Regions from separate parts of the Homo sapiens genome. Here region 2 is linked to region 1. A link is a loop called in an ENCODE intact Hi-C map of the cell type or tissue named here. Cell type or tissue: Caco-2. All regions are shown on one strand. Links, peaks and the distances in the headings refer to the core of each region. The heading gives the core; the rest is flanking DNA. Region 1 holds the start of LOC105377515 (a long non-coding RNA gene). Region 2 holds the start of FSTL5 (follistatin like 5).

The links. Hi-C counts contacts between places; a loop is a spot of excess contacts. Peaks named below come from ENCODE experiments on the same cell type or tissue, not always from the same donor. Only the 100,000 strongest peaks of a DNase experiment are listed, where the experiment ranks them.
Region 2: a loop joins it to region 1, with 6 times the contacts of the local background. A loop is called at or near these places in 15 of 110 quality-filtered maps.

Annotation. Positions count from the first base shown.
Region 1 is chr4:161,242,874-161,260,023 of GRCh38, reverse strand. LOC105377515 (a long non-coding RNA gene) reads left to right here and starts at 7,822. Exons shown (of 3, transcript XR_939409.1): 1 at 7,822-8,262; 2 at 16,943-17,084. RefSeq lists a silencer at 7,230-7,279 and an enhancer at 10,243-10,412. In Caco-2, for the core only: a CTCF peak has its summit at 7,312; no DNase peak of the experiment used is centred there.
Region 2 is chr4:162,161,533-162,178,682 of GRCh38, reverse strand. It overlaps FSTL5 (follistatin like 5), which reads left to right and starts at 14,683. Exons shown (of 16, transcript NM_020116.5): 1 at 14,683-15,068. RefSeq lists an enhancer at 14,420-14,529. In Caco-2, for the core only: a CTCF peak has its summit at 9,523; no DNase peak of the experiment used is centred there.

The DNA of each region.
Region 1 (17,150 bases), core at 4,183-12,182:
TTTTTAAATACTAAGTTTTAAATAAATAACTTAGTAGAATTAAATGATTTTATTAAAATGCTATTTTAAGATGGTATTTTTGGTTTTAAAGGACCCTTAACATCATTCATAACACCAAAATCTTCCAAATCACTTATTCTCTGTTCATTAGTATTAACCATGTAACTTACCTCTAGCATTATTTATAAACTTTCTTCTGATTGTGGGAGGTTTGAATCTTGTATCGCAAAGTCAGTTGTGCAAAATGTCTGACATTTATTTCATTTCCTTTTAGTCAACATAATCTCCCTTTTAGTTCTCATCCCAACAAAGATGTGAAACATTTAACTATATTCATTTTATACGATTTTTTCTGTCTTCCAAATGGACACATTTAGTCTCTCGAGCATATATCAATCTCTGTTCCAGGTGAGAAATCTCTCTCTCTCTCTCTTATCTCTCTCTCCCTCCTCCTCCCCTCATTCACTATTTTTTCTTTTGCACATTCATACTACTGACTGCAGAAAGAATAAATTTTTGCTTTAGACATTAAAGCCATTCACAAAGCAAAGGGAAGACATGTGATAATAAATTATAATTTAAACATAAATTAATCTGAAATTTTTATATATTAATTCACCATTTAATTATTTGAATATATTTATTTAACTACTTATTTTATTGATCATATATGGGAATAATTTTATCCTTGATTTTTGACACATTATTAATTTAAGAGATGATGACTGTTCATTCATTGAGTTTAGTTGAACAAAGTAATAAAATCCAACATTTTGTTGTATTCAGTGGTTCCCAATCAATGTGGCTTAAACAAAGGGGAGATATTACAACACTTTTTAATATCCACATGTACATCAAAGGATGTCTCTGGGCTTAACCGATACTCTTACATCTATAATTTAATATACACTATTATTTTTAATGTGCTTACTGTTCTATGTATTAATAAAAGAAAGTATTGATACTGTGATTGTTAAAATTCACTTAAAATCATTTTTTGGAAAGCTACTACTCTCAGGTGTGACATTTCAATGTTCTTTGGTGCTACAGGGTGGGTTTTATAGTTTCGCCCTGGTTTAATTATACTAGCTCTTCCTACCTTAGCTTGAGTTCTTAGGATACAAAACCTCTAGGCATGGTTTGCATTTGACACTGATGCAAATTGCTTCTAGGCTCTCCTTCTAGCAACTCTACATAGCTTACTTCTGTTAGAAGCTATTAGTCTAATTAAGGAAACAGACTTAATTTTCCTTTCAACTTCTGAATCAATGGAAGATCCAGGTGTTATTATTACTAAATGTCTTTTCCTATTACTGAATAAGAAAGAAAAAAAAAGGAATAGACTCATAACTGATATCTTTAGATGTAAGTATATTATATACAAATGACCAAATTTTATCATTTGGAAGAAGGTAATATTAACTTCTTCCTTGTTAAAGGGAAATAAAATATCCTAGCATTTATTTCTTACTTGTTAAGATTTTTTAATAATGATAGATGTGGTTTATAAATCTGTCATACCTATAGAAATCTGTCTTTGACACCAACTGATTTGAAGGAATCTGTAGCTATCAACATAGATCATTATTTTTTGAGAAACATTTAAAACTAGAAACTTTTCAGTGATTTTATAATACATTGTTTTCATTAGAGACAAATACATTTACTATGTAGATGAATGGTTCTGTGATGTTCTGAATACCTTACCTTCTTTGCTATAGAAAGAAGGCTACTGTGTAAAATCAAGGTAACGAAATAGGAAATTGAACTTCTGTTCTGTTCCTGGAGTCCAAGTTTGAACACTGAAAAAATGTTACAAGACATTTATAGAGATATGACAATATTTTAATATTAAAAAGTGGTAGATCTGAAGTTGACTTATTGGACAGGGTAAGGAATAGGTGTAAAATCTTCCAGAAGATAACTCCATCTGGATTTTTATTATTATTATTGAATGAGGATTTCATTGAATCTTAGATCAATTTGGGGCATTTGCCATAATAATATGACAGTTTTCTGATTCATGAAAATATAATATCTTTTCATTATTTTGATATTTTTAGAACCACATTAAAATTTTAAATTTAAAAAATATAATTAATATTTGGTAGTTTTCATTGTGCAAAATTTTCGCTTCCTTTGATAAGCATATTTCAAAGAAGTGTAGTGCTTTTGATGCTAATAATACAGAAGTTATTAAGAAATAATTTTAGGAAGCTAGACAGGGTAAAAGTTCTTGGTGGAAACTAACAGAAAGGTGGCTTAAAGAGCCAGACCGGCAAGCTTTGATATGCAAAAGCCGGAAAATAGAAACTGGGTCTACCCAACATGGTGATTCTCTCTGTTTTCTCCTTGTCACCCAGTGTGCCAAGTGTCGTGGCTGCCCCCACATAATACCATGTGTTCAAAACATCATGGTGACCCACATTTGCATATTAAAGGGCTAAGGTGGGAAGGCCAGGTTTTTTGTGGGCTATGTGAATGACACCCCTGGTCAAACCAATCCCCCATGCAAACCAGACGCCATCTCCTCCAGCCTCCCAATATAATGGACTGCCTTTCTGCTGCACACAGTGTTCCTCTTTGTTCTGAGCCCTCTCCCTTTGTACAGGGGAGCTGTTTACTTCTATCTTTCTTCTTTCTTGCCTATTAAATTTTTTGCTCCTTGAAACCACTCCACATATGTCTGTGTAGTTAATCCTATGGGCGCAAGACCAAGGACCCTGGTGTTCTCCAGTCATCGGAGCTGTATCATTTTGGTGTGTTGACTGGGAAATCATTCACTGAAAGGCTAGGTATGCAGCAAACCTCAACTTTGAATATGCCCTTTAATCTAAAGGCTCTCATCCAGCTACCCTGTCACCAAACTTTCTTTCTCTCTCTATCTGCGGCCTCTTACTCTCTCTCTGTGTATAGAATGTGCGGGAATGCTTACAGCCTAGGGAAATAATCCTGTTAGGCAAGATCAGGAAGTGGTGTAGTGCCTGGGAAACAAACTCAGGAAAATGCCATTGCAATCTTCTAGGAACAGAGTTCTCCCCATTCCCCCCAAGGTAAGGTTATTCACTACTGATTCTCTGGCGAGCACGTGGTATTTCTCATCCAACTGCCCCACCTAGTGGAAATAGAAATCCACTTCATGAGACGCAGTGCTGGCTCTCTGAGGTACACTGCAGCTTTCCAACTTTTCCTTTTTGAGCTATTCTACTGGAAAGTAGGATCTATGCTACTTCTGTGAATGGGAAGGCTTTACATATGTCTTACATAGCCAGAATTTAGTCTCAATATTGTCCCATCAGCAGGAAAATGGCCATTCGGTTCCTATGTTCTTTTAATGCACTTAAATCTGTCTCCAGTTAAAACAGTACTTAATTAATAAGGGGATTTTAAGTTCGGAAGTTATCCAAAAGCATTTGTTTAAAGGATAAATGCTTTAGCATGGGCCATAACAGCAGGCAATCTAGCACATTGTCTCTGTTAAAGGAGTCTTGCCCAAAGGCGACACAGTCTCTCTGGAGATCCATTTTTTGGGGAGCCAGGCAAATCCACAGGTTTAGGAAGTCAAAGGGGAATCACACAAGGCAGATAAGCTAAGGTTGTGTGGGTAAGCGTGGTTAGCCCCATCACCTAGTTCATCCAGTTCCATGGCTTGCAGGACCACGCCTTCAACCATGGACAGCACATTTAACATGGTGTCGGGATCCAGAAACCAGGGAGGGGAAGCAGTCAGAGAATTCTCCCTGTCTTCTTCTCTGCTCTGGGTTACACGGAAAGAAAGGAGACTAAGAGGACACTTTTATTCTCACTTCTTTTTCTAGATGAGTAACAGATTATCTTCAGCTTGCAACCCTCTGAAGTGCAGTCTAAAACACTGGAACTTCCTTAACTTCAGGAATTTGAAGAGGAAAGTGACTAATTTGCTCTTGCAGAAGGGCATGGCATTTTTACTAAACCTTTGCAGGTGTTGTAAGATCAATCCAGCTCTTTTAGCAATCGTTTTGGGTAGGCCCAGAGGGAATGGTTCCCCATAATTAAAAAAGCAACTTCCAGGGGAATCATCTAAGAATTCCCTCTTATTTGGGGCCCCCTCAAGTTCCATTCTCATAACAGAACCTTAGGCAAATAAAAGGAAACTTAGGCCAATTTCCTAAAGACCATAATAGGTATACAGAAGTTTTCCAAAATTGATCTCAGGTGTTTAACCTCACATAAAGGGATGTTACGTTGCTTCTAAACCAGACCCTAATGACAGCTAAAAAGCAGGCAGCTCTGCAAGCAGCAAAGAATTTTGGAGATATGCAATATATCTCCTATAATACACTAAAAGAGAAAAAAACAGATAGGAAAAGCAAAAAAAAAAAAAAAAAAAAAAAGACAGAAAAAAGCAGAAACACCATTCCCAATAGGGAGAGAAGCAGTTCTAGTAAACAACCCTGATTGAAACCCCAATAGCCCAGAAAATAAAAGGAAAAGGAAGCACTTTTTATTATCCATTTTAAAGGGCCTATGGAAGGCCAAACCTCTCAATTATTCTAAACTGTGTATAATAGGCCAAGAGCCAAATAAGAATCCTGTAGCCTTTATGGAAAGGCTAAGAAAGGCACTAATGGAGCACACATCCTTATCCCCTGATTCAGTCAAGGAGCAGCTCATCCTGAAGGACAAGTTTATTACACAGGCAGCTCCCAATATTAGAAGGAAGCTACAGAAGCAAGCTACAGGACCAGATAGCACCTTAAGGGACCTCCTGAAGGTGGCTACTTTGGTCTTTATAATATGGACCAGGAGGAGGCCCAAAGGAAAGGCAGAGCATTCAGGATAGGAACAAAGCCTCTGGTAGCAGCTTTGCAGGCTTGCAAAGTCCAGGATCCCCAAGGTGCATTTGCTAGTTGCTATCAGTGTGGCAGACCAGGGCATTTTAAAAAGGAATGCCCAGGCAGCAAGACAAAGCCACCTCAAACCTGCCCAGCCTGTGGTGGAGACCTCTGGAAACTGAACTGCCCCCAGAGACAGAGATCACTGGGTTCAGAACCAGTCTCTCAGGTGGTTCAGCAGGACTCATGGGTCCCAGGGCTCAAGCCCCAGTTCCAGTGGCTCAAACTGCCATTATAGCACAGAAGCCCCAGGTGATTCTGGAAATTAAAGGAAGGAAAGTAAACCTCCTTCTAAACACTAAAGCTGGTCTCTCTCTTTTCTCCTCTCTAATCCAGGCCTCCCCTCTTCCCATAGCATGACTGTAAGGGTCATCTCAGGAAAAACTCTAATCCAATATTTTTCTCAACGTTAGTTGCAATTATTTACACATGTTTCCAGGCCATAGTCACGATAGCACTACTAGTCAGAAAAGCCTCCAAATTAGCCCTAGGACATAATTTAACTGTTTACACTCCACATAAGGTGGCAGGATCACTGTCCTCTAGGGGGAACTCTTAGCTAACAAACAGTTAGTAAAGCAAGCATTCATAAGGTGGGATAAGCAGTAGTCGCTCTAAATAACATCTCTCCCCAGCCAGAAGTACTCAATTAGCTGGGCTAATTGCTCTTTAAAAAAGCACTTAAATTAAGCAAGGGAAAGGTAGCTAACAGTTACACTAACTCCAAGTATGCTTTCCTAATTTTCTGTGCTCATGCTGCCATTTAAAGGGAAAGGCATTTTCTTATCACCCATAAATTCCTATAAAATATCACCAGGAAATTAACCGTTTATTATCCTCAGTTTTTCTTCCATGAGAAATATCAGGGATGTGTTGTAAGGAACATCAAAAGGAAACAAATAAGGTAGCTGAAGGAAATAGATTAGCTAATCAGGCAGATAAGTCAGAGGCAAAAAGCCTCAAAGCGTTAGTACAGTTCAAGCCCCTTCTAATCTAGGAAGGCTCCGTAAGAAAAATTAAACCTCAGTATCCCTTACAAAAATAAAATAGGCCACTTGTCAAAGGCATTCTTTTAAGCCCTTAGGATGGCTACAGTCAGGATGACAAACACTATTTGCCAGCCTCCAGCCAATGGAAAGTCCTTAAAATCCTTCACCTAGCTTTTCACTTGGGAAAGGATAAAACTTCAATGTGCTCAGAGATTGTTTTCAGGCAGGAAGCCTCTAAATTGGTTAAGCATGTAAACTTTCTAGCTCACTTCCAACAGAAACCACCTGTATTTAACCCAGGAAATTTGGTATTAGTGTAAACTCTCATCTCTGTCTCCTCCCCTAACCCAACCTGGGAAGAGCCTTACACTGTTTTTCTTTCAACCCCCTCAGTAAAAATTACAGGAATCGACTCCTGGATACATCACCCTCAAGTCAAGCCCGAAGAGCTTGGGAGCAACCTCTGACAGCCCAGAGGAACGTCTTGAATATCAGTGTAAAAAAATAGAAGATCTTAAGCTGAAAATCATAAAAAATAAGTAACTAAGGGCTACCCATCTTACTCAGTCCCACTCCTACCTCACCAAATATTTTATTGTTTCTACCCTTTCCTCTCAAATTCACCACCAAATATTACAACTTCTTTTTAACACATATTTATAGGAGATTTTCAAATATACATAGGATCACATTTGTAACTTTTTAAATCCCCAAAGGAAAATGTTATATATTGGCAAGTAAAGTTTTAGAGAAAAATTATTTACTACGCCACTCTTGTGGGAATGATTATAGTCACGCTATTATTTGCAATAGAACTATACACTGTGGCACCTACAATGTGAAATTCTCGTTATAAAATTCTAATTGCTGTAATATTTTGCCTGATTATTATCCTTATAACAGGATTAATAATTGCAGAAAAAATTAATCCAGATTGTTTTGCTTATAGCAGAAGTAATAGTTACTGATAAGAAATAAGCATAAAAGTTTTACCATCATTAAGTTTAATAAGATTTTTTACTGAAGTTTGGCAGTATAATGCACTCTAAGCTATGAAAAAAATGTTGTAAAGAAAGAAATTTTATGTAAGGAAAAATTTTGTATGGTAAATACTTGTCCTAAAAAGAAATGACTGGTTGTTTAAAGAATGAGTATTTAAAACAAGTAAAAACGTTTAAGTATGTTGTAACAGAGTCTATACAAGTCATAAAACAATTCAATAATTAAAGAAAAGGAATTGTCAAAATTAATGCTAAAGTTATTTTAGCCACCCAATAACGTATCTCTCCCAATCATATTACAAGTTATAAAAATGGCCTAAGCCTAAGGTTATTCTCTAGTGGCAAGCCAAGGGGAAATGTATGCGTTTCTCAAGAAAAATGTTACTTTCATATTAACGTTTCTGGTAATGTACAGCAGCATCTAGTGGAGGCAAACCAGTATTGCAATCCACTGGTATAACTAACAGGTGTCAACAGGTATAACTAACTGGTATAACTAACAGTTAGACTATAACTGTCAGTTATAGTCTAAAGGACCCCTATTAATGGTGGTAATCTTAATGCTCGTATTCAAACCCTGTATTTTAAACCTTCTTGTCGAATTTATCACTTTTCACCTAGAAGTAGCCAAACTCCAAACGGTGCTGTGAGCAGAGCCACACATGGACACAGCATTATTCTGAGAACCCTTAGATAAACCTCAGAAGGCCAAACTGCTGAACCCCCTACACAACACCCCTTTTCAGCAGGAAGTAGCCAGAAAGAATCGTCATCCAACACCCCCTAACAATAATTAGACCTACTTCTCTTTGAGGGGGGAATAATACAGGAGTTATTAAGAAATTATTTTAGGCAGCTAGATGGGGTAAACGTTCTCGGTGGAAACTAAAAAAAAGTTGGCTTAAAGAGCTAGACCGGCAAACTTTGATACGCAAATGCCGGAAAATAGAAACTGGGTCTACCCAACATGGTGATTCCCACCATCTTCTCCTTGTCACCTGGTGTACCAAGTGTCATGGCTGCCCCCACGTAACGCCATGTGTTCAAAACATCATGTTGACCTGTATTTGCATATTAAAGGCTAGGGTGGGAGGGCAAGGTTTTTTCGGCTACGTGAACGACACATCCGGTCAAACCAATCCCCTGAGCCCTATGCAAACCAGACACTGCCTTCTCCAGCTTCCGGATATAATGGACTGCCTTTCCGCTGCACACAGGGTTCCTCTTTGTTCTGAGCCCCTGTCCCTCTGTCTCTGTTTTCTTCTGTCTTTCTTCTTTCTTGCCTGTTAAACTTTTTACTTCTTAACGACCACTCCACATGTGTCTGTGTCATTACTCCTAATGGCACAAAACTAAGGACTCTGGTGTTCCTGCAGTCATGGAAGCTGCATCACTATTGTGAGTGGAATGACTTTTTTTTTTTCGATTGTTAACTGTTGGTGTATGGATATAATATCTATTAGGCATATATTGTTTACAGTTTAATTCCAGTCTTTTATTATCTTTTCTGTCTTCTGCCTATTTGTTCTACCCCTTATTAAAAGGTGGATATTTGAGTCTCCAGTTATTACCGTTAAGCTATCTATGTTTTCCTTCAGTTCTCTCAGTTATTGCTTCATGCATTTTAAAGCTTTATTAGATCCTATAGGTTTGTAATTGTTGTCTCTCCCTAATATTTTGACCACTTTATCACTTAAAATGTCTTTCCTTCTCTCTAATAACATTTTTTTCTCAAATTGTATTTTTTGTTATTAATAAGCCATTCTAGGTGTCTTTTGGTTACCATTTGAATTATATATTAATTTCTACCCTTTAACGTTTAACTTACTTGTGCCTTTTATATAAAGTGTGTCCTCATACATAACATATAATTGGATATTTTTTCTCTTTCTTTCAATACATATCTTTTGATTGGAACGTTCAACAAATCTACATTTAATAAAATTACTGATAAATTAAGATTAGTTGTATTATTTTATAAATGTTTACATATGTGTGTATACATATATATATATATCTCACGTTTATTTTAAATTTTCTCCTATTTCTATTTCTGCCTTCTTTTACGTAAAATAAACACTTTTTAGTTCTCCATTTTATTTTCCTTGTTTTTCCTTTTAATATATATTGTGAGATATTTTCTTCATGATTGCTCTGGGATTACAATATTTATATCTACATAAAACTGTATTTTTTGAGGGATTTTTTTTTTGCTGGGTGTAATTATTTTAGGTGATGATCTTCCCCTCCTCTCCTCTCGTCTCCTCTCGTCTCCTCTCGTCTCCTCTCCTCTCCTCTCCTCTCCTTTCTCATTCTTTCACCCAAGATAGAGTGCAGTGGCACCATAATAACTCTGGGCAGCCTTGAACACCTAGGCTCAAGCAAAATTCCCACCTCTGATTCTCAATTGGCTGTGACTACAAGCATGTGCCACCATGCCTGGTTATTTTTCATTTTTTATTTTTTTGGTAGAGATGAGGTATTGCTATGTTGTCCAGGCTGGTCTGAAATCCCTATGCTTCAAGAAATCCTCCTGTCATGGCCTCCCATAGTGCTGAGATTATAGGCATGAGCTTCTGCCCCCAACCTGATGATGGTCTTTTTCTTTTTCAACAATTTGAATATGTCATTCAAAAACAACGGCTTTCTGGTGTCCAGTTCTTGTGAGAATGCTGCTGTTAGTGTTATTGTGAATCCTTTGTATGTCATGAGTTCCTTTCTCATGATGCTTTCAAAGGTCTCTGTTTTTGGCTTTTGAAAGCTTGACTAAAATCTGTCAATGTGTAAATATGATAACAGCAGTTTCCTGTCTGGGGTGGCTGCTGCCATGATGCCAGCTGCAGTAAGGGAGGTGCAGTGGGGGCTGCGAGTTCCATGAGCCCACAGGAACTGGGAACAGGTGGAAGCCCTGCTCACTTCCAAGTTGGAGGGGCAGCAGTCCCGCCCTCCCACGTGGAGCTGCAGCTGCCCAGTGACAGCTGGGAACCCAGGCATCTCTGCAGTCTCAGAGGCCTGAGAAGCCCCATTTCCCCAACAGGCTCAGAAGTGTCTGCTCCTGCTGCCTGGCCTCTCCCCACTCCTAGCACCTGATCCAATTTTAGAGCAAAGTTGTGGCCAAGCATGAGCATTGTCGTGACCTGGCCAGGTTTGCACGTGCTTGGGGCAGTGCTGACACACCAGCCCCCTGCTGCCTCAGCTTCTTCCGGACTTTCAGCACCAACGAGCATGGGGAAGCTGAGGGAGAGCTAATGGCGGCTCAGTGTGGGCCTGCAGGCACCCATCAGCAGGAATAGCCTGGGCACTATGGCACTGTAGATGGCAGGCTAATGGCAGCAGGAAACAGGCTCCTGGCTGGAAAGGAGCAGGTCTCTGGTGAAGCCCCACCTTCAAGGCAGGGATGGCCTGAAGCCTGGGGGCTGAGCTGTCAGTTCATGGACCTGAGTTAGAACTTATGGTGCTTTTTCTGGGCCCGCCCATGACTGCCCATGGACCAATCAGCACACACTTCCTCCACTCTGAAGCTCATAAAAACCCTGGACTCAGCCAGACTTGAGCAGTCAAATGGATGACCTGCCTACGGAGAGGAGCTTCTCACTGTCGGTGTCCTCTGAGCTGTTCTGTGTCTCAATAAAGCACCTTTTCACCTTGCTCAGCCCTTACTTGTCTGTATACCTCATTCTTTGTGGAGGCAGGACAAGAACTTCGGACCCACTGAATGGCAGGGCTGAAAGAGATGTAATACAAACAGGGCTGAAACACCTTGCTCACCATTTCGCAGGCAATGAGAAGGAGAGAAGAGAGAAGGAGAGAAGAGCTGCAACCTCTTGGGGATCCCAGACCTAGGAGCTCTCCAACCCAGGGCTGTGACACCCTCTCTGGGGCTCTGTGGCTCCTGGCTTCTGGGTGCCATTTGTTCTCCAGTGCTAGCCATGGAAGCTGATTGCAGTACTCCTGGTCCAGCTGTAGCCTCACAAGGAGCTGGCACCTGTGCTGGTGCCTGGAGCTTCCTGCCCCACTGCAGCCAGCATGCCTGGCTGTGCACAGTGGCTGGACCCCATGCTCACTCACTCAGACACCCCTCGCCATTCCTTGCCTGGCTCGCCTTTGGCAGATGTGGGATCCAGGTGGGTAGTGTGGGCCAAGCAAAGCCTGCCAGGCTGAATCTGCAGAATGAGCCTAGAGGGCCTGAACAAAAACTTGAGCAAAGGTGCTACTGGCCACAGAGGTTTCTGGCCAGAAAAGTGACACCCCAAGGATCCTGTGACGCATATAATTGAATTTATATTACTTGGAATCTTTGAATTGCTTGAATGTATAAATCATGTTTTCATCATATATGGAGCTTTCTGATTATTTCTTACTCTTCTGTCTCTCTCTGCTCTTCTTATGTCACAATTATTTTGTATGTTGGTATGTTTTGTGGTGTCCCTTAGACCTCTGAGGCTCTGCCCACTTTTTTCATTCTTGTTTCTCTTTGCTCCACAGACTGGATAAACTCTATTGACTTATTTTTTCATTGTTCTAATTCTTTTTTTTTAGTAAATTTAAATCTGCTGTTGAGTCATTCTTATGATTACTTTAAACTTCAATTAATATAGTTCCTAAATCCAGAATTTTTGGGGGGTTCTTTTTTGGAATTTGTCTCTTTTTATTGATATCTTGTGTTTGATGAGATGTCAATCTAATACTTTAGTCTTTTAGACATAATTATCTTTAGTTCTTTAAATGTATTTAAAGTTGCTAATTTAAAATCTTTGTCCAGTGAGTCCAATACCTGTTATTCCTTATGTTAGCCTCTATTGACTGCTTTGTTTTATTGGTATGGGACATAATTTAATGCTTTTTAGAAAACATTTCTTAAAAACATTTGTATTGAAAACTGCATCTTTTAGATAATATGAATTGAATTGTAAGCCTGGGTTTCAGACTCCCCTTTCTTTCCTAGGTTTTATTGGTAGAGGTGATTTCCTTATTATTTCTGTGGTTTGTTTGTTTAGTTAAATGTCCCTGAAAAGAATCTATAAAATCTGTATTCCTTGACATTTATGGCTACTAAAGTCTCTGCTTATTTAGCTTAGTAATTAAGTAATGTTTGGACAAGAGATTTCCCTAAATGCCTTGAATCAGTAAGTCTCTGAGACTTTGCCAAGGTCCTCTCTTTCTGGTGTTGGTCATGTGTTCAATGCACTTGTGAGCAGTTTTTCACTCTGCTTTAGCCTTCATTTCCCGTTTGCATTGAGTCTCAAAATCAGATAGTAGTGAGGTATTATTGCATTCTTTGGGCTTTTCTGAGCAGGCACACTGTCACACAGACTTTTTAGGTCCCTAGGAAAATGAAGAGGTTTCAAAGTCACTGTGGACAACTTATTTCTCATATAATTCTTATAAATGTTTTGAATTCTTCTTGTTTGTCCCAACTTGTTATCATTGGATTTGTCAACTGCAGTGTTAAATATTTGAAAGCAATTTTTCAGCAACTTCTTGGGCAATAGAACATTTTTTTATTGACCAAGCTCAGAATAGAATCTAATAACAATCAGCTGTAGAAATGAGACTTTGACAGGGTGCTCCCATCCATGCCAAACAGTAAAAAATTTCTAGGTATCGACTTTTGAATGAGCTGCATAGTAAGTCTTCCCCCATCCAATGGCTACTAGATTGCTAGATTTTACGGCTCCATGGTTCTGAGGCTGCCATTTTAAAGTCTACTATGCACTTGGGGAGAGGTGGATGGGAAAAGGGCAAGTTAGTATCTCCCAAAATCACTGTTTTTACAAAATTTGGCTGTCTTTGAATAGAGTAGCATGTCTCAAATGATTGCAAGCTTTTGTTTAATTTCAGAGTTCTGAAAAAAAGTATGATTTTCATACTGTTGTCAGTTGTGTAATGCCTTTTTGATTACGTGAATTTTTGAAGGACCTTGTTCTGCCACTCTTTAAGTTCTGCCTTTCTACTTAACCTTTTATAAGGGCTTAGAGGCTGGGTAATTTCCACTGGTGGAAAAGTTATGCCTTAAGGCATTCTCTCTATATTAATGTGCCTTAAGACATCCTCTCTATATTAAAATATAGACAGATTTTTTTTTTACCAAAAATATTAATGTTTTAATTCTAACACTAACTTATCAGGTCTCTACCCAAATAATTATTTATCAAAATGTACTTCTTATAGAAGAAAAACAATACATTTACAATATGAGATAATCTGTCATTCACCTATGTATGTATTCACTCACGAATTTATTGTAAACAGATACTTACTGAACAAACAAAATTTTCTAGACACTGGAAAAACCATGGTGAATAAATTATTACATCATTACTCTAATTAATTTTACATTATATACTTTCATGGAGATCATTAATAATGTTGGAAAACTCTTCCTTAACTTCTGTCTTCATATAATAGAAAGACCTAGATATGCCCTCTTCCATTTTTATTTTTGAAATTTAAACAGTTTAAAGTGTAAAATTCACATACAGTTTCCATAGCTAAATGTACAGTACATAGCAAGTAGATATCATATAGTCTTTGTCAAGAAAATTTTCTATGACAATCTCTCTTAAAGCTGAATAAAGTATGGCCTCTTTTTAAGAAAATAATTAAATTATGGTGAACTCCCAGTCTTACACATATTTTATTAAAATATTAACATAATAATACTTTTAAAATCTAGAAATGAACTCATGCTTATATTTTCTATGAAGCTATAAAATGAAATCAAATTTACAAATTGAATATTAACAGATCTATACAAACAATACAATTTTAATTAGCTAATTAATATTCTGAATGTTGTGTTAAAGCTTAGTTCCTGAGAGAGGCTTAATTATGATATTAATGTCAACAGAACAAGAAGTTCTTTTGAATTTGTCATTTCTAGATTTATGAGTGACATGTCAGGCTTAAATTATCCTGCTGTTTACAAAATTTGGAACTATTGTGGAAACTTAATGTGTACAAGGTGATGACATCACTGAGATTTCACTTGATATGAAAACATTTTTTATGTCACATTTTCAATGTTCAATCCACATTCACCCTTTCAGTTTAAAGTAGGACTACTTGTCACCAAAGCATTAATAAGTAGCACAGCAAACACCAACTCCAAAATTATATGGTGATGCTCAGTTATAAGGGAAATACCCAATTGATCCAAAATATAACAAATATTCCAAAAGAAATTGTGCTCTTCTCCATGCTTCATGAAACACTGTGAAGCTTTTAAAAAGAATAAAGTAGATTTTTATTCATGGACCTGGAATGAGACACAAGAAATATTATGAAGTGAAAACCTAACATTGAATAACATTAAGTTTTATTTAATATGTTGTATAATAATATAATACTCTACAGAATAATATACTAAATATTACATACTATATATAAATATTTTATGTTATAAATATATGTGATATTTATAAAACAAATTTTCTGTATAAGCATATATATTACAAATACCTGAAAGAATAAACTCCTAACTGGTTAACTATTTTTACTATTAATAAATGGGAATGAGTGGGGGAGCTGAAAAATTGCTGTTACTTATTATTTTGCACATATTTATATAAAAATATTTAATCTGTATTATAAAAATATATACCATACAGAGAAAACATATATTTTAATTCTTTGGGACCAGGAAATTTAGGATAGTAATTAGATAAAACTTTTATAAATGTAAATTGATAAATAAAATTAAGCCTCCAGTGATTGGTTAGACAATAGCAGTAATGAGGTTTGTGTCAAATTAACCTGAATACATAATGAAAACCAGCATTTTCAGTTCCTTTAAAAGTTAGGCTGTAAATAAAAACAATTGAAATTTATTTTAGATTTCTAGTATGGCACTTTTTTTTTTTTAAGATGCAGTCTCTCTCATTTGCCCAGGCTGGAGTGCAGTGGTGTGATCTTGGCTCACTGTAAACTCTGCCTCCTGGGTTCAAGCAATTCTCTGCCTCAGCCTCCCAAGTAGCTGTGATTGCAGGCACCCACCACCACACCCAGCTAATTTTGTATTTTTAGTAGAGATGGGGTTTCCCCATCTTGGCCAGGCTGGTCTTGAAGTCCTGGCCTCATGATCCACCCACCTCAGCCTTCCAAAGTGCTGGGATTACAGGCATGAGACACTGTGCCTGGCCTAGTATGGTACTATTGATACAGACAAGAGGCAGAAAGATATTTGGTAGAAGAGGGCAGTTCCTCAGCAAAGGCCCTACCCTCAAGCCTGGAAACCACAGCCCTAAATGGGAACAGACATTCATGTATTTGTGCACAAATGTTGCCTTCTGGCCTGCCACACCTCCCTATCCTGTACTCATATAAACCCCAAACCCCAGCCTCCATGAAGAGAAGAGCAGAAGAGTAGAGGAGCAGAAGAACGGCAGAGCAGCAGTGTGGTGCAGCAGCGAAGGAGACAAGAGAAGGAGTGTCGGAATGTCAAGAGGAATTTGGCTGGAGATGGTTGGAGTGGAGATCGGCCGCAGGATGAACGAACTCCTTTGGAAGATCATCTTCCCACTCCATCCCCTTTCCAGCTCCCCATGCATCCTTCTGAGAGCCACATCCATCTGGCAATAAAATTCCCCACATTTACCATCCTTCAATTTGTCTGTGTGATCTGATTCTTCCTGTACATTGGACAAGAAGCTGGTACCAAGAGGGCACTGAGCCGGTTAACACTTAAGCCATCTGCGGATGGCAGAGCTAAAAGAGCACTGTAATACACCCACTGGGGCTTTGGGAGTCATAGGCACTCACCCCTAGACATTACCGTGGCTTGCCCTGGCTCCTGCACCTGCCTGTCTGTGTACCTCCCCTTCTATAAGGGGTTTGAGTGTGCAGTGGCCTAACAGACAAGCCACATCCCTGTTGCACATCCTGCAAGGGGGTTCAGGGAACTCTCTCATTTCACTATAGAACACTCTCAGTATGTGGTTTAGAAATTTGAGCATTTAACCAATTTCAGGTAAAATAAACATCATTCCATACAAATAGATTTATTCAAAACCCTCAACTTCTAACACCACAATACACCATTTTATGTCTTACATCATAACAAAAGTCAGTTGCTTTACCAAAAACAGGTAAACTCATCTCTCTATTTAGTATTTTCTTCTTAAAGTACTGGTTCATTCTATTACCAACCAGATCCTTTTGTCACAGAGAGAAGTCATAACTTAAGCCAACAACTATTTTTCATAATGTTCATGAAGGTATGGAGTATCTTAGTATAATATAACTTAATTGTAGGTATCTTCTCACCTCTGCCTCTTCTCTCAGCAACATTAATTTTGCATGTTTGTTGTTTCTTGAAAAAGTACGGTGTATTTTATCTTGAAAAAATAATTTACATTTATACAATATAAATATTAAATATATCTATGTGCATATAGAAGAGCTACATTATTTGTATGTTATTTGTACCTAAAAGTTGATACAAACAGGAATTCAACAATGATTTTATCATATATTATATATCACTAAGGGATATATCCCTTAAACTAAGGGATATAGCTAACCTTTAGAATTAAACCAATTATCTTACCAAAATGATTATCAACGTTTATATGGTAATACTTTTCAGGGAAAAAACACTTAATAATTACACTTTTGGAAAATAATTATAAATATTAATTGATCTTGTTTACAAATATGTTCAAAACAATAGTGACAGTTTTTAAATATTTTCCAGCACATTGACCATATTTCTTTGCTTTTGATAGCTATGTAATTCTTTATTTAGGTTTAAGAATGTACCCTTTTCCTAAAAGGATATAATTAGATAAATCAAATATGTAGCTAAACTATGATAGAAATCTCTTGAGTTAGGTATGATAAATATAATATAGGACCTCTTTTCACATTTAAAAATGATACCTGGAAGCAAGGCTGTTATCTTTCTACAATTTATAAAATTACAGACAAAGGCAGTAAAGAACATTACCTTCTGGCAGGAAAGGAATATTAACAACCTTGGGATCTCAGAAAAGACAGAATATACCTTTATAGTTATAGGTACCACAGGTGAAACATGGATCAGTTAGATTCAAAGGTTCTTTGTTTCTGATCTTTTCAGAGAAGTTGATATGGGAAATGAAGTACCTCTGACTCCTTGAAATAAATTACAACCCTAGAGACTTTAGAAGACTGTCTAGGTTCCAGTTTTGTTAACCAGAAAATAAGAATGGCTTTGCCCACTAATCAACATCTCTTGACAAGTAAGTGTTGGCATATTATTTAACATATTTTGTTATATCTATGCAAATAAACATGGGCAATGAAAA
Region 2 (17,150 bases), core at 4,625-12,624, 920 kb before region 1:
CTCACCCTAGCACAAGCACTATGATAGTTTTTAATACATTAATTATTATGGTGTCTATCATATTTTCGCATACAATCAACATTCCATATAATGAAAGTTATAAGCAATGATTGTCACTTTCCAGCACTTTTTGCCCACCTTCTATGCTTACTATCCTTTTAGATAAAAATATTCTGTGGAAATCCTTCTTAGAGAAATAGAATTTGGCTAGACTCCAAAGATTTTTTAAAAAAGTATCTTTTAATTCAGATTACTCCAACTCTAAATAAACCTCTATGATAGAAATTTAGTAATCAGTTAATAAATAAATAAATACTCTAAAGGCTACTGAGAGCGTGGTGAATATTTTTTTCTGCCCCTCCATATGCATCTCTAGCCATCTCCACTCCACTCTATGCCTCCCAGGACTGAAACATGAGAGGATAATATCACTGGCTTTTCAGTTGAATTCATCAAGTAGGTGACTCAGAAAAGACATCTGTAAAGACATCTGTAAATGGGAACTGGCAAAGCCAACTTAAGGTATTTTCCCCCATTCGGCTTAAGCAATTTCCTGGACCGGCTGCATCCCTCTAAGTAAAGTGTCACCTCCCTACAGTCTTTCTTTTCTGTAGGGACCAGTAACTTTTCCTCATCCCTCTGACCCTTCAGATCTGTGTGTTAACAGGTGCTGGGAATCCAGGCAGCAGTGTCTCTTGTGCTTTTCCTACATTGTTTGTCTTAGTTTGCTAGGGCTGTCATAACAAAAGAAGGCACATTGGGTGTCTTAAACAACGAACATGTGTTGTGTTTGAGTTCTAGAGGCTAGAAGTCTGAGATCAAGGTGTTGGCAGGGTAGATTTCTTCTGAGGCTGTGAGGGAGAATCTGGGCCATGCTTCTGATGATTTTCCAGCAATCCCTAGCATTCGTTACCTTGCAGACAAAGCATCCTACGTTTCAGTTCATGTTCACATGACATTCCCCTCTTCAAACATTTTTGAATGTAAGAAATACCTATTTTTAAATCTAGGACTTTAAATGCTAAATTATTTACTTCTTATGTGCAATATGAATTTAGAACACAGATCATGATATTTTACAGAAGTCCAGATATAAAATAATTTCCCTTGGTTTAAATTCCAAATTGCTTAACCAAATTTTATGAATTCCCAAAACAAAATTTATGCAATTTTGGAGTAGAAAAGAAAGTGTGGTTTTAGCCACACTACTAAAAATTCTTATGTCTTAAAGATATTTATATTAAGTAAATTCCATTCCTCAGTTATTTTTGCATAACCATACACTCATGGACTAATGGGAAGCATCCATGTAATATCAGTTTTATAATTCTTATCACCTTTCTCATTATTAAGACATTCCTTGCAAAATACATTAAACAGAGAATCAATCATTTAGCAAACATAAAACATATGCTAACAATTGCATAATTCAGTATTAACACTGCAGTAGTCTGACAAATATGAGCATGAGGGCAATGCCAAGGGTAAGAAATTGTTCCAGTTAGGTTAAAAACAGGAGAACTTTATCAGAGAGTAGAAGAGGTGACTTATACTGACAGAAATGTGTGTGGAGCAGAAGTTGAAGTAAAAATCATCCTAATGCAAAAAAAAAAAAAAAAAAAAGAAATTAAACAAGCTAGCACCCCAGTGTATACTCTTTTCCATTTTTTGGTAATAAGATTTCCTGGGGATTAAATATATGATAATACATTTTATATGATATTGTTCTTCCAAGACATTCAATATCTTAAAAATAAATACTAACTTGCATTATAGGTGTACACTTAGGAGTAATAAAAAGAAGAAAGAGGGGTTTAGTTTCAGACTCTGTTTTGCCAAAAAATGTTGATGCTACACATTGGCTTTTGGCATTATGAAAAAGGAAGGGTGTCTGCAGCCTAAATATTTGCAATAATAATAAGAATGTCCTAATTCTTAGAGGATGCCCATCATTATTTTGCCATTTCCTCTGCTTGTGTTTTTCAATGTCATGCTCAGGGAAACAGGAGAATGAGCATGTGTGAATGCAGAGGAGGAAATCTCCAGATCACAAAGTTGTGTGAGCAATAGAGGGATGCTAAAATGAAGGTCAGGAGTCCATCAAAGTCATGGTTGAATCAGGAGAGACAGAGAAAGCTACAATCTTGGAGAAAAAGGAACATATAACTTTATAACTTTATGGAGCAAAAGAAAGAGAGAAGAAATGAAAATAGGTAAGTTGGAGAATCAGAGAAATTGTATGTTAGATTGAGAAAAATTTAATGGAAAGAATAAATGTTAAATTGACAAAACAGAGTCTGATATGAGGAAGATGATGCTAAACTTCGGATACATGACTTTTTATTGCCCAATAATTTAAATTAGGAGTTGCTTTGATCTTATAGTTGCTTCTATTGTTCTTAAGTCCTCAAACACAGATCCATCAAAATCTTACATCTATTTGCCTGTATTTAGGAATCAGTCTTCGCCAGAGCAGAGAACATACCAATGTTATCAGCTTCTTCCACTTATGAGGTTGAAAATTACTTGTGATCCTCAAATCTGTGTGCAGGTGATTCATCACTAATAAGCATATATTTGCCATCTGGAAAAGTTTCTGCTACAATACAGGTACCTATAAACCTGGTCTTTTTTCTTGGAGAAAAAAGATTGAAGCTACCAGTATGGAAGGTGGAAAAATCAAGGTTGTTAGATTGTGGTAGGCGGATGTGAATCCCAGTTTTGCCCCTTCCTAGTTACTATACTTTAAAATATCAGTTTGCATCTCTAAGATGGGGATAAACTTGAGAATGAACCTCTTTAAAATTATAGGTTAAAGAAAACTACACAAAATTACTATTTGAATCATTTTAATTTGCGATACAGTAGTGTTAACTCTATGTACATTGTTGTGCAACAGATCTTTAAAACTTTTCCATCTTGAAAATCTGAAACCGTACTCACTGAATAGCAACTCTCCATTTTCCCTTCCCCCAGCCATTGACAACCATCATTCTACCTTTTGTTTCTCTGAGTTTAAATAGTTTAGATACCTCATATAAATGGAATCATACAGTCTATGTCTCTCTGTGAGTGACTTATTTAACTTAGTATAATGAATTTCACTTAGTATAATGAATGTCCTCACAGTTCATCCATACTGTAGTGTTTGACAGGATTTCCTTTATTTTAAAGGCTGAATAATATTCCATTGTATGTACATGCTACTTTTTAAAAATGGATTCATCCATTGATGGAGATTGGGTTTACTTTCACCTCTTGGCTATTGTGAATAGTGCTGTAATAAACATGAGTATGCAATTATTTCTTTGAGATCTGCTTTCAATTCTTTTTAGTATATACTTTAAAATAGAATTGCTGGATCATACAGTAATTCTATTTTTAAGTTTTTGAGGAATCTCCATACTGTTTTCCATAGCAGCTGCACCATTTTACATTTCTGCCAACAGCCATCACTTGCTTTCTTTTACCTTTGTCTACTGTATTCCCAGTAACTATTAAAACATCCAACCCAAAGGAGATTCTCAATACATATTTCTTTAATGATTAAAGTGATAAATACATGATGAAATTTCTTCTTTACATTTCGTATCAACCTCTTCCACTAAAATCTACAACTTGCTTATTTAGCTTCACTTATATGACTATATTAATCTAATTTATGTGTATATATCAGGAAGATATACACATTTAATTTAGAAGCAAATCCATTGACAATGTCTTCTTTTTATATTTAGAAAAATGGACTTGAAACACAGTTAAAGTTGAGTTACTATCCAGTAATCAATCTTTGTCAAAGAATTTTATGAAAGTGTTAAGTTGGAGCAAATGCAATGAACATTTGTAGGAAAAAATAAGAACTTCTGTAATAGATGAGGTGGAGTGTGTTGAGAATCTTCAGCTCTCGTTTAATTAGGATTGATTAAATGTTAAAATGATAATGAAACAAGGGAACTGCAACCATTAATTGAACATGAAGATAGGTAATAAGGCAGGTTATCTGTGAAGTGAAACTAAGGAAGCAGCTTTGTGAAGTTGCCTGCGATTATTCTGGGACATCTATTGTGTAGCTAAGTGAACCTTGTCACTTGATCAAAGTCAGCATAAAACAGTGTGCCAGTAGCAGGGCTTGATTTGAAGTAAAAATACATAAATAACCAAACAAAACATTGCATTATGGGTGCACTGAATTGTTGCATAAGTCTAGGGCATCTGATTATTTTAATGTTTTTCATAAATTTTCTTTACTAGTTAGTCTTGATATTTTATGCTCAAATAGTAAACATAGCCAATAGAACACATTAATCTTCAAGATGCATTTTAAAATGTGTTATTTCTCTTTGTTTATAACTTTTAATTTCTTTCTTATATTTCACTGGCTAACAAAACACTTTTATTTATTCAGTATAAAATGTCCTCATAGAACTATTTTCAGTAATTTAAGCAGCATTCTGTAAAATAAGTGATGCTATAAAACTCTTTGGGCTAAGGTTTTATGAAACAATTTAGTAACACTGTATTGTTACTCATAATTGCTATGCACCATTGAGGATAATTTAGATATGATTGATTTTAATGTATGCCACCTATATTATATTTGTCCTAAAATATTTTCTACAATAATTATATTACTTTAATCTCTATTTTTAGGTGAAATAACTGGAATTTGTACATAGTATTTAAATCCTATAGTACAAAATATTTATCCTATTTGCTGCTGGTTTACTTAGGTAAAATACTAGGTAGAAATATTAGGCAAAAACCACAATTACTTTTGAAGCAACCTATCCCTAAGTTACCCTTGTTTACATCTCTCTTCTACATTTAGGAACAGTAAGTATAGACTAAGAATCTACAAAGTGCTTTACAGAGTAAGCTGAGACACCTAAGTCACTGTTAGAAAGTTGAAACATATAAATCAGAGTGTACATTGCTTACTCTCAGATAACAAATTTTCTATCCACACTATACCTAGAACTTGACATATATATTTTTGTAAATATTTATAAAATATTAAATTAACTATTTGCAGATAAAATTAGGCATAATTAAAATTCTAGTAATGTTAAGACTGCTTGATAAAATAGACATTTAAATGACTAGTGAAGTTATAGCAAGCTTAAAATAAATTTAACAGATGATATTACTAAGATTCTCACTGACAAGGTTTAAGAATATTTTACGAAATGTTATATTTAGTGAAACAATATTTAGATATTCTTTCTTTCAGCAGTTATTTATTAGGTTTCTCCTACTTGCCAGTTCCTCAGTACGAGATGAGGATATAGGGTTGAATAAAAAATAAGTCCAAACTCTCATTCTGAGATAGACAACAAACATCAATAAGTAGATAGAGAGCAAAGACATAAATAAGTAAACATACATGCTTTTAGATTATGTATTTACTGTGAGCCAGAAATTCACATTACATTATGGATATCAAGCTCATAAATTTTAGCTGTTTTCTCTGAAGTTATCGCTATCTAGTTATTAGACAGAGGAATTGAAAAAATATTTAAAATCAGAATTAACATAATGATATAATTCTACAGTGGTTAAAAGAAAGTGTCACAATCAGTTTGCAGATAAAGTTCTGTGAAAGAAATAGCATTCAATATACTCTTTAAAAAAATGAATAGAATCTTAAAAGGCTAAAAGGAATAGTAAATTAATGCATTGCCAAGTTCATTAATGTATTTATTCAGTAAATATATATTGATCACTTATATTACGGACAGTTCTCTAAGCATTCAGAATACAGGTACGAAGAAGTTGGGCCTTACACTCAGTGATGTAAGATTTGGGTGAGAGAAGACATGATATTGACAAATGAATGAATGAATAATACTAAGTTGGTGCAAAAGTAATTGCAGTTTTTACCTTTGAAAGTAATGGCAAAAACAGCAATTACTTTTGCATCAACCACATATAATTTCAGACATTCATGTATCATTAGCTGAAGAAGCAGTACGAACATAATGGTTAAGAATTTGTGTTATGGTGTATTGTTAGTCAGGAAAAACCACTTCAGAGAACTAAATGTTATGGTGTCATCCATGGGAAAGTCTGAGGAAGATAAGTCATTATAATAAAAGGATATTTGCACATGTATGTTTATAGCAGCACAATTCACAATTGCAAAAACGTGCAACCAACAAAAATGCCTATCAATCAACTAGTGGATAAAGACACTGCTGTACACACACACACACACACACACACACACACACACACACACACACACATATATGACGGAATACTACTCAGCCATAAAAAGGAATGAATTAATGGCATTTGCAGCAACCTGGATGAGATTGGAGACTATTATTCTAAGTGAAGTAACTCAGGAATGGAAAACCAAACATTGTATGTTCTCACTCATAAGTAGGAGCTAAGCTAAGAGGATGCAAAGGCATAAGAATGACACAATGGACTTTGGGGATTCAGGGGGAAATGGTGGGAAGGGGGTGAGGAATAAAAGACTACAAATAGGGGGCAGTGTATACTGCTTGAATGATGGGTGCACCAAAATTTCACAGACCACCACTAAAGAACTTACTCATATAACCAAACACCACCTGTTCTCTAATAATCTATGGAAATAAAAATTTTTAAAGAAAAAGCAATGGAGGCTAATTGCTGAAATTCAGTTATCTGGATAATCACAATATTCAAAAGAGTAGGTAATTCGGTTGTTTTTAGGTAGAGAGAATAGCATAATATGCATTTAACAACTGTTGCTCAATCTAGTGTATGGAGGATGGCATCTGAAAATAGGCACAGGCAATACCCTAAAATCTGTAGTCAGGTATTTGATATCTAGGAGCAATATCCATAAATAGTTTTCGTCAGTGCTTCAGAATGACTTTTAAAGGCAAAACTTTTGTCCCTGGTAGAAACAACCTTAAGGCTTATCAGACTGGGATGATTTTAGGTATATCACACTAATTGCATACTTATTACATTGTATTGTAATGGCTTGGTTGGGTCTTATTTACGGTGTTATCTATTATTTACTCTTGAATCTCTAATTCCCAGTATATCTCTGTCACAGTAGACACCTGATTTCTATTTGTTGAAAAGATCATTGAAGGCATACTTGAAAAGAACTAAGTCGGTTCCTATTCTTGGCAAATATGGGTAAGTGGAAATGAAATTCAGATAACTGAAGGATAGAGAGCCATCACTAAAAGTGTAGAGTGAAACTCAGATAATTAGTTTTAGAGTAATGCATTTGGGCCAGAATGACAGAAAAGCTAAGCTGGTACAGCACAATACAGAGGGATCTAGCACCAACAACTAGATTTTCAGCCCCAAAGTGACTTGTGTCACTTCTACTCCTAAAAATTCTTTGTACAGAAGTGGGCACATGGCTCCACTCAACCATTGGAGACCACAGAATGTGATTCAAACATGCACAGGAGGAAAGAGGGTAGTTAAAAGATGAGATTCATTTTATCTGATTCCAGGTAAATATGAAATGTATAGAATAAATAAGACTTTATCTTAGGAGATCAGTGAGATCTATCATGTAAGAAGCTAGAGAACTCAGAAAATGTAAAACTAAGGTGTTGGTGAAGGATTAGTGCATACACAACTATTTCAAAATTAGTTCAGTTGCTGAAACATATCAATGTCTTTAATCTATTTATGCTGTGGCAACAGACCAACCAAGTTCAAATCTCGGTGGCCTAAAACAAATTTCAAATCTCAGTGATGTAACACAATCAAAGTTTATTTCTTGCTCATGCTTTGTGTTCATACTGGGTCAGCAAAAGCCTCTTGGTTCATAGTTGTCCTTCAGGAGTCCATTCTGTCTAAGCAGTCACTATTTCAATTGTTGCCAGTTACTTTGACAGAGAGAAAGGAGTTGCAGGATCTTGCATCAACAGCTAAATTCTCAACCCAAAAGTGACTTGTGTCACTTCCACTCACAATTCTTTGTATCGAAGTGGGCACATGACTTACTCAACCACTGGAGACCACAGAGCATTATTCAAATATGTGCATGGGAGTAGAATGGCCATGACGTGGTAATCAGCCGTGATAAATACAAAAGAAGTATATTGTGAAATGCTAATCTACTACATAGAATTGTTTTCATGTTTCTTTTTCAACAGTGTTGGCCTATTTAAGTTCAAATAATTTCTACATAATATCAACAAACAGCAATCAACATTTTAAAAGTGATACTTTAAGAAAAGTAACATAACCATTTCTGTTGGGTTCCTTACCACACTTCCTCCCAAACAGTTTTAGTGCTATTCTTGGGTTCAAAAACTGGAACAGTTACTTTGGGTCATACGGTTTGGAAGGATCTTCTGTACAGGAAAGGTTAAAAAGCATAAGGGAAAATCGGTAGTAATTTCTCACTTTGCCAAACTCTTTTCTTTACTTCACTTTGAGGATGTATCACTTCGTACCTGAGATTTTACTGATTTTGACCTGCTATACTTTCTCTATATTTCTAATACTTTTCATTTATAACTTACTTATAATAGAGTTTTACTTATAGAGTTATTAATTTATGTATTATTACATGCCTACAATATTTGTATATTTTTCACATACAGATACAAGAACTTAAATTTCAGATTTTTCTCCATCCTTTCTCATAGCTGTGACTTTCTTTTTTTTTTTTTTTTCCTAGCAAGTACCTGTGATACTTGGGGAAAAATTACTTCTCTGTCTGGATAAATATGCAGATTATTTTCATTAGTAACATTATATTTCCTTACACATTATGATATTTCTGAACTCAAGACTTAAAGCTATATTCTCTATGTCCTTTTACATTCTGCTGTAAAGGTTATAATGTAAAACATGTTACTGTGTTTACTTCTTTTGAAACTGAAAGAACCATTATTTTGTCTCTCCTATAAACCGAAGTGTGGCCGGGCCCAGTGGCTCACGCCTGTAAACCCAGCACTTTGGGAGGCCGAGACGGGTGGATCACTAGGTCAGGAGATGGAGACCATCCTGGCTAACACGGTGAAACCCTGTCTCTATTAAAAACACAAAAATTAGCCAGGTGTGGTGGCGGGCACCTGTAGTCCCAGCTACTCTGGAGGCTGAGGCAGGAGAATGGCGTGAACCCGGGAGGCGGAGCTTGCAGTGAGCTGAGATCGCGCCACTGCACTCCAGCCTGGGCGACAGAGCGAGACTCCATTTCAAAAAAACAAAACAAAACAAAACAAAAATTCAGAAGTGTAAGTAAAATGGTGACGGCAACTAATATGAACAGGGACATTAGATTCTAAAAAATAATTAACATACATTTTTTAGATGTTGAAATAGCTGATATCGAAACGCTTTTAAGACCAACTCCCATACCATATGTGTTTTATGCATTTGCTTAATACTTTAAATTCAACAATAGATATTACAGATTTCCAACATAAATCTATTCATCAGCAGCACGTATTGTAATCATTGTGGGCAAATATATAACTCAAGTTGTGAGAACTGAAATTCTCATATGCAATACCAACATAGGCCAATAGATGCCCTAAGAGCTCTCTTAAACACAAGCACTCTAAGAACGTAAGTTGTCTGTCTGAGCATCAGCAAGTCTCATGCTTTTTTTTTTTAAAGTTCAATTAAGAAATAGCATCATAGTTTTAGATTCCAAAGAATCTTAATATTACCGAACTTTAAACTGCCTCACGAAGTACTAATTTCTATTCTATTAAAGTAATAGAAAAAAGAAAGGAAAACTCAATGAATTGATTTAAAAATCTATTAATACAATGAAGGTAACAATATATCTGATTCACATAATTGATTATTTCTAATTTTATAAATGCAGCCAACAATATTATTTATTACTGTGGTACATAAATGTAATTCTAGGGTTAATTTAATCACAGAAGCAGATCAGATTGTGTTGTAAAGTATTTCTTGAATTAGCTGATACTTTTAGGGTTTCCTGCTTTTACTATAATTTCAATTTTTTTTCTACAATATTGCTATTAGTATAGGGTACTTAAAGGCTTATTAATGGATGATATTTTAATTATGGTTACTACTTCTAGATTTTTTTAACACCGAAGTTAATTCATAGAAAATAAAGGATACTTAAATATGTTTGTTATATAAATCTAGCAAAATAAAACTATGTTCTTATCTCGCCAAGTTTAGTTTATAAAAAATTACATTCAGATGCTTTTTCCTAAGCCAAGGAAAAAATGATTTACTTATAGGTTTATGTCCACATTTAACATCCCTAAGGAGGATAGCTCAAATTGTGAAGATACATAGCTCTATAATAACAATTTTTAATTCTTATTTAATTATACTTACTAAATTTTTAAATCAATTCATCATTTCAATCTATACTTTTATAGAGCAATATTTTTTGAATCCATTCATATGAGCTCGAAAACTCTGTGCATTGACACGTTGATAGATGCTTGCTCTTATTGAAAGTTAATTCCCATTGTTTACTAGTGTGGGAAAATCAAACATTTTTACCAAGCCAAAACAGAAAGGCAAAATACAGCTTTAGGGGGAAACTCATAGCAGTATTACTTGGAAAGCAGGATGAGGGTGTCTGTGAAGTTGACAACTAAATAAAAAAAATACGAAAATGCATAAAAACTAGAATAGTTAACACAAACCTGAGTCTGCTAAATCTGTATGTTAATGTTCATTCCCCATGATGTGGCTATATAAAGAGCGGGTTTTAATTCCCTTCAATTGAGAAGATGAAACTTATAACATTAATAATCTATATTTATCATGGAGAATAAAATAGGTTTATTTGGCTTTGCACCCTCAGCATTCATGGTACATCCTTTGATTATGCAGTGGTTCTTTAAGTGGCCAGTTACTATAATTCTGAGTTCATTTTGACCCCAAATTATTGATGACAATGAGCAAATCTTTTATTTAAGGCCAAACCTAGGTTTCTGTATTAAATGTGGTAGGTTTCAGCTTTCCAGTTAAGCAGCATTTATTAAACCATGTTCTGTCTTTCTCCAATTAATATTACCTCAATAAATATTGATATCAAACAATTTCTTAAACCTATAACTTTTATTCATACTATACATTTATCCAGGTTCTTGTAGAATTTAAGAAGCCTGTTTACACAGTGAGAATTAAAGTTTATATGTGCATTAATCTGATAATTTGAGGGGTAGAATAGCAAAAAGTTATAGTCAGCTTTTAGCCAGTATTTCTGAAAAAGTCCGCCACTCCTTTATGAAATGTGCCATTTTGATGGTGGATTTATAATTACAAATGATAAAAATTGTCTCTCTTAGTGTATCTTTCTGTGTGTTAATGTAAATACTAGCAAGAAAAGACCTTTCACAGTAGTCTTGATTAAATTTAACAATCTTATCCAAAGCCACCAAAATGCCTATGCTATGATATATAATAGAGAAAATGAAAAACAACATAATCTCAATTTTAACATATATTGAGATTTCAAATAATTCCAATGAAACTAATTGAGATTTAAAATTAAACTGATATAATCTCATGAAAATTGTAATTGCTGCTTAGATAAAATACGTGTGTGTGCATAATGAAATAGTGTTCTTTAATTTGCGGGTTTATTTATTAGTAGTGAGTTTTTAATTCATATATCTTAAATTTTATTTCCATAATTTTAAGAAAACATATTTGAAAATTCTCTTTAGTATATCCTACCCACATAAACACACACACACACACACACACACATGCACACATATAAATTTGTTTAAGGTCACAATTTGGAATTAGCTAAGAAATTTAATATAAATATATTGTGTCAATATTTCTTTCAATAACAAAATACTGTATTTAAATGCCCTTTACCACAGTAGACATATACCTAATAGACATTTTAAATAGAACATTACAATGAAATAAAACATATGTGGAGAGCACAAAAGGGCCCAAGGGAGCAAGAGATAGAAAGTAAGAAAGTAATGGAAGTAAAGAAGATGCCATATATATATATATATATATATATATATATATATATATATATATGCTCTTTTTTGTGTATATGCTGTTTGTATTTATATATGCTCTTTCTTTCTATTATATATTTTTATATATATGCTCTTTCTTTTTAACCTTTTTATAGTGATTCCAAATTATATATATATATAAAATAGGTTGAAGTCTAATATAAAATTACAGAATGACAAGCATGTAATGAATTTTGGAGATAACAGGATAACCTATATATTTTACAAATGATGTGTGTGATGAAAAGGTTTAAATAACTTGCCCTCAGTCACATTGCCATTTAGGACAGTACAAAACCAAGAATCCGCTAGGAGGATATTCTCAATGCTTTTCTGCATGTATTCATCTTTGTTCATGCTTCCCAAAATAGCTCTTTTCCTTTTTTTTTCTTTTCTTTCTTTCTTTCTTCTGTCCCTCTTTTTAAAGACAGTGAAAAAATGAGAAAATGATTTGGCTTTCCTTTCCATCTTTCAAAGGAAGGTTTGTTTTCTAGTTTTATTCCCTCAGGTTTTTCAATAATATTATGACTGCTTTAATTGAATTCATAGTCCAAAACATTATGATCACTGGAGTAAACTGAAAAATTATGTCCATTATACAAACAACATAGGTCTTGGTGGAATTTTATAAGCATACATCATGTACTCTCTATATTGCTAAAGTGAACTATCAAGATTTCTCTGACATTTCAGCACATTGGCATGAAGCAGACCAAAGTGTGCTATGCGATGTTCCCAAAAGAAGCATATCATGTGCGCCGTAGCCAGCCTAAGTTCAAGTTATACAGTTGGCTCCATTGTAATTGTAATTGTGCAACACCCATCTGCCCCCACAGATCATCTTTCCTGACATATCATGGTGTCTGCCACCTTTATTAAAATGACTTTGGGAATTGAAGAACTCATAATACATGCATGTATGGGTATATCTGTGCAAAAAGTCATGGCACTTGACACTTACAAATGCAAAATCAGTAGTTGTCTGAGAAAACAAAAACATTGCAGATTACCCAAAATGCAAAACTTGTAGTCAAGGTGTGTTGGAGAAATAGTACTGGGGATTGTACGTTCAGAAAAGAAATGGGCAATTTCTGGAATAAAGCCATAGAGAAAGTTTTATGTGGGTGTGAATCAGAATAAAAAAATGTTCCTTCCCTCAAGCAAAAACACCATAGTTTTTTCCTCTGTTATTTCTTCTTTTTTAAGTAACTAGAAAGAAGCAGTTTGGGGGTATGGGTCCACAAAGTAAATAGACTTCCTCAAATAACTTCTTAATATTAGAGAAAATAAAATGCATTATTTTTCCTGATGGGGAAATAAGTAAGTGTATTCCTTTGATTAGAGTCCCTGAAAAATGCTTGTGAGTGGATCCAGTGCTAGATGATATCAGACTCCTGGCATATGATGACACATATCAGTGTGTATGCATTCTGATGGAAAGCAATGTGTGAAATGCTATGACATTATTTGAATAAACAACCTTTTTTATTAAACATGCTTTATCCAACTTAAGAAAATTTAAGCTTAGTTTTAGATACCCACTTCTCTGTCCAAGTAAGTCATGATAGCTGTAGGTGGGACATGTGCATGGAATGTGAATAATCACCCTTCTGGATGATTGATTGCTTCAGTTCACTGAAAGTGTTTGTTTACAAGTTTAAGCAGTCTGTGGAATTTGGCATGACAGGCCCCCTTTCTCTTGCCTTCAAGGAGGCTAGAGCTTCACTGGGACAAGAAATATCACAAATACTGAGAGAATTGCTAAAGGCTATGTAAAGCTTCCAGCATAGCCCATCTTTCATAGAAATATTGATATAGTAGACATAATAAATATTGCATAACCTTCATAATTTTGGCAGTGGAAGTTGAAGCTGATAACTTTCACTTTTTATTATTTAATTTTTTTCCCTCTGGAATCTCCAAGTCTATACAGTTTGAGGATTTGTTTAAATCATGAGAATGAATAAGGAAGGTTCTGTAGGTTTTATAGGAACGCATATGAAGTATAATATATACTATGGAGCACTCGTATTTTTTTTCCTTAAGATTCTGTTTAGAAATGATGGTTAGCGCTGCAAGCTTTCACGTTTTCTCTCAGTGCTCAGAATTTTTTTTTTTTTCTTCCAGGCAAGTTTCTGCAGCAGCGACTCCCTCCAGAGGCTCCGTGAACCGAGGGAAGGGAGTAGGAACACCAAATACGGATCCGTTCAAATAACCAAATGGCAGGGAGAGGCAGCAAAGTTTGGGCAGGAAGATGAAAAGGATTGGAGATGTTTTCAAGAATGGTTGAATAGATTCATTCTATTTCTCCGTCTCCTCCCCACCCGCCTCCCACTCGGTCCTCTCCGTGCTCCACTGCCCCCTCTCTCCGCCCCGTCTTCCTTCCAGAGCTGTGCCCGCAGCGATCTTAGAGTGCGCAGAAACGGCAGTCCCCGCGAAGGCAAAGGCTCCAGCACCGTCAAAGCGTTTAGTTTCTACTGGACTGGTTGAGAATACATCCTGAAGTCCAAAGATGCCCACGCTGACGTTAAGCCTGAATTTTGTTGCCCCGATTGCCGCAGCTGACTCTAGCAGAAGCCCAGTCAAGGGGGCGGCCCCTCACCTCTCGGCGAGTTGATATGCAAAATAGTTACGTCAGATGGTGGGGGCGGGGCACCCCCGGGTTGAGTGGCAGCAGCTCCTGCCTAGGGAGGAGGAGCGAGAATCAGCCTGGTTCAGTGACTGAGACAAACTGGAGGTGAAAGGAGCTGGTACTGTCCACTGTGCTGTCGGTGCTGAACCTGAGACGCGAGCGGACCAGTTGCTCCAGCACCTGAAGGCAACGCCCTCTTGCACCCTCTGTGCCCTGTGGGACCCGCTTCACCAACAGGACCCATATCAACTTGACAAAGGAGTGTGGTATCGGACGTGGGAGAGAGTCCTCTGTTTGCCACCTGGGCGCTCATTCAGGCGTGACTTTGGAGATTTCTATAGTTTTAGACCAAACTATTTTTTTTTCCCCAGCTAAGACGATCTTTTGAGAGTTTTTTTTTTTTATTGTGATTTATATTTCCACAGCGTTTAGGAATCTTTCTGGGGGACTTTTGTGACTGTTAAAATAAGGTAAGAAAAATAATATTGTTATAAATGATTACAAGTGGGGGAGAAATACAGACTGCCATACAAAAATTTAAAAACAAGTTATGCTTATTTTTATAATTTGAAACTGGACTTTTGGCAATGATTACAAAAATATTTTAATAATTACTATTATTATTATTATTATTATTATTATTATTACAAGACAATCTGTTAGTGATTATGCACTAAATTCTAGAGGGGAAGTTGAGAGCTTTGCTTTTTGTGAAGTTGATGTCATTATGTTATATCTTGCTTTATAAATATAAATATTTTAGAGCAATACTTTCAGCAGGGTTCAAAGGATAGGAACCATTCCAGGAAACCCCCCAAATATATTAGCAAATGATGTTAAATAAATCAACCAACAAGTTGTTTAGAACAAATATAATCAAATAATTATTTGAATGGACTAGTCTCTGGTTAATCATCAATATTATTCCTATATCTAAAGCATAGACTTCAAAGTGCAGAGCTCTCTTAACATTTTTTGGAAGGGAGGAGGTAGGTATAGAAACATTTACATCATGCTGGGTCCATTTAGATGTGTTGTTATGCAGTAGATCCAAATAAAACTTGTGAAACTCAGTCTCTGAGCATTCCACACCCCAAGGTCATGTGTATTTCCAAGTTGGGGGCTGTTTGTTCTGCTGTTGACTAGCAAATGTCATCCCCTTGCAACCCCCTCAGGTTAGAGGTGGATGTAAATGGGAAGTTCTGATTTAATAATACAGTATTCGCTTGTATTATAGTCGCTTGTGCTGTTGGTAATTGAATGGAACTGGGAAGTGTGGGCTGAGAAAATGTCTCACTATTTCAGCAATGTTTAACCTCTTGCATGCTTAACAGAGAGCTTTTCTTTACTTAGAAGAATTTTCTTTTGAAGCTATGTTCCTTTTATCAATTGGCAGTGTGTTCTGAGTGTGTACAGAGAAAGAATTCAGTGTGGAAAACGACTGAACAATACTTCTCATAGTGAGCAATTATTAAATGATAGAAGTTATCCTGTGCTCTTTGTATTTCTTATTACTATTCATGACTTTGACAGGTGTGATGGTTTGCCTGATAAATGGAATTGTGGTCTCTCATTTATGTCATTTAGTAACATTAGATTAAGTATAAATGATGCCTGGAAAAGGACGGGGGTGGGGGATATTTCCTTTACATTCCAGAGAGAGAGAGTTTAGGTTGCAAGTAGATGTCCAATATTAATAGGAATGAGTTAAATATAAAGCTGTTTCGTACTTAATAAGTATTATTCAACTGAATAGAGCTATGCTTTTCAGCAGGCGTACACTAAGTTAGGTTTAAATATTTGTATATTTTAAAATATAAAATTTCTACTCTAGTTGCATTAGAGTTACTAGGATGAAGTTTAGCTTTAGAATTTTATGATTTAAACTAAATCCTCTAGGTAGAGATTTTTCATTGTATTTACTACACAGCCCTACAAGAGAGTGATTGTCACAAGCAATGCATATTGTTGCAAATACTAAAGGTCAAATGTAAATCTTTTGAAGTTGTTCACATGTTTTACCCTAAACAGATATTCTTTGTAGGATTCATGTCAGTCATGTGATCTTAAATTAAATATTCATACAAATTTTGAAAGCCTGGATTGGGTAGAGGGGCAAAAAAGAATATATAAAACACTGAGCTAGGAAGTTTATACAACATAATCTCCTTTAAATACACAGAGAATCATTCTTTCCACTACAAATTTTGAAATGTTCTTGTTAAAACTAATTATGTTGGTATAAATATTTAGGCTGTGAAATTTCTAACAGAATTATGGCTTATTTTATTTTCAATTTTATTTATTATCTTGAAACATGAATACATATCTTAATTTTATAACTTATTTGAAAGGCATACTATATATAAACATTATATTTACTCAAAATGTACCTAAGTGTGTCATTGACTTCCATTTGCACAAAGTTTTCCAAGATGTATGTCTTTATTCAAGTATAAATATTTACCTTGAACTACCAATATCTGGAATTCTTTAAGATGAAATTTAATGTTTCATCTAACAATAACATATTTAAACACTGAAGTCAAACT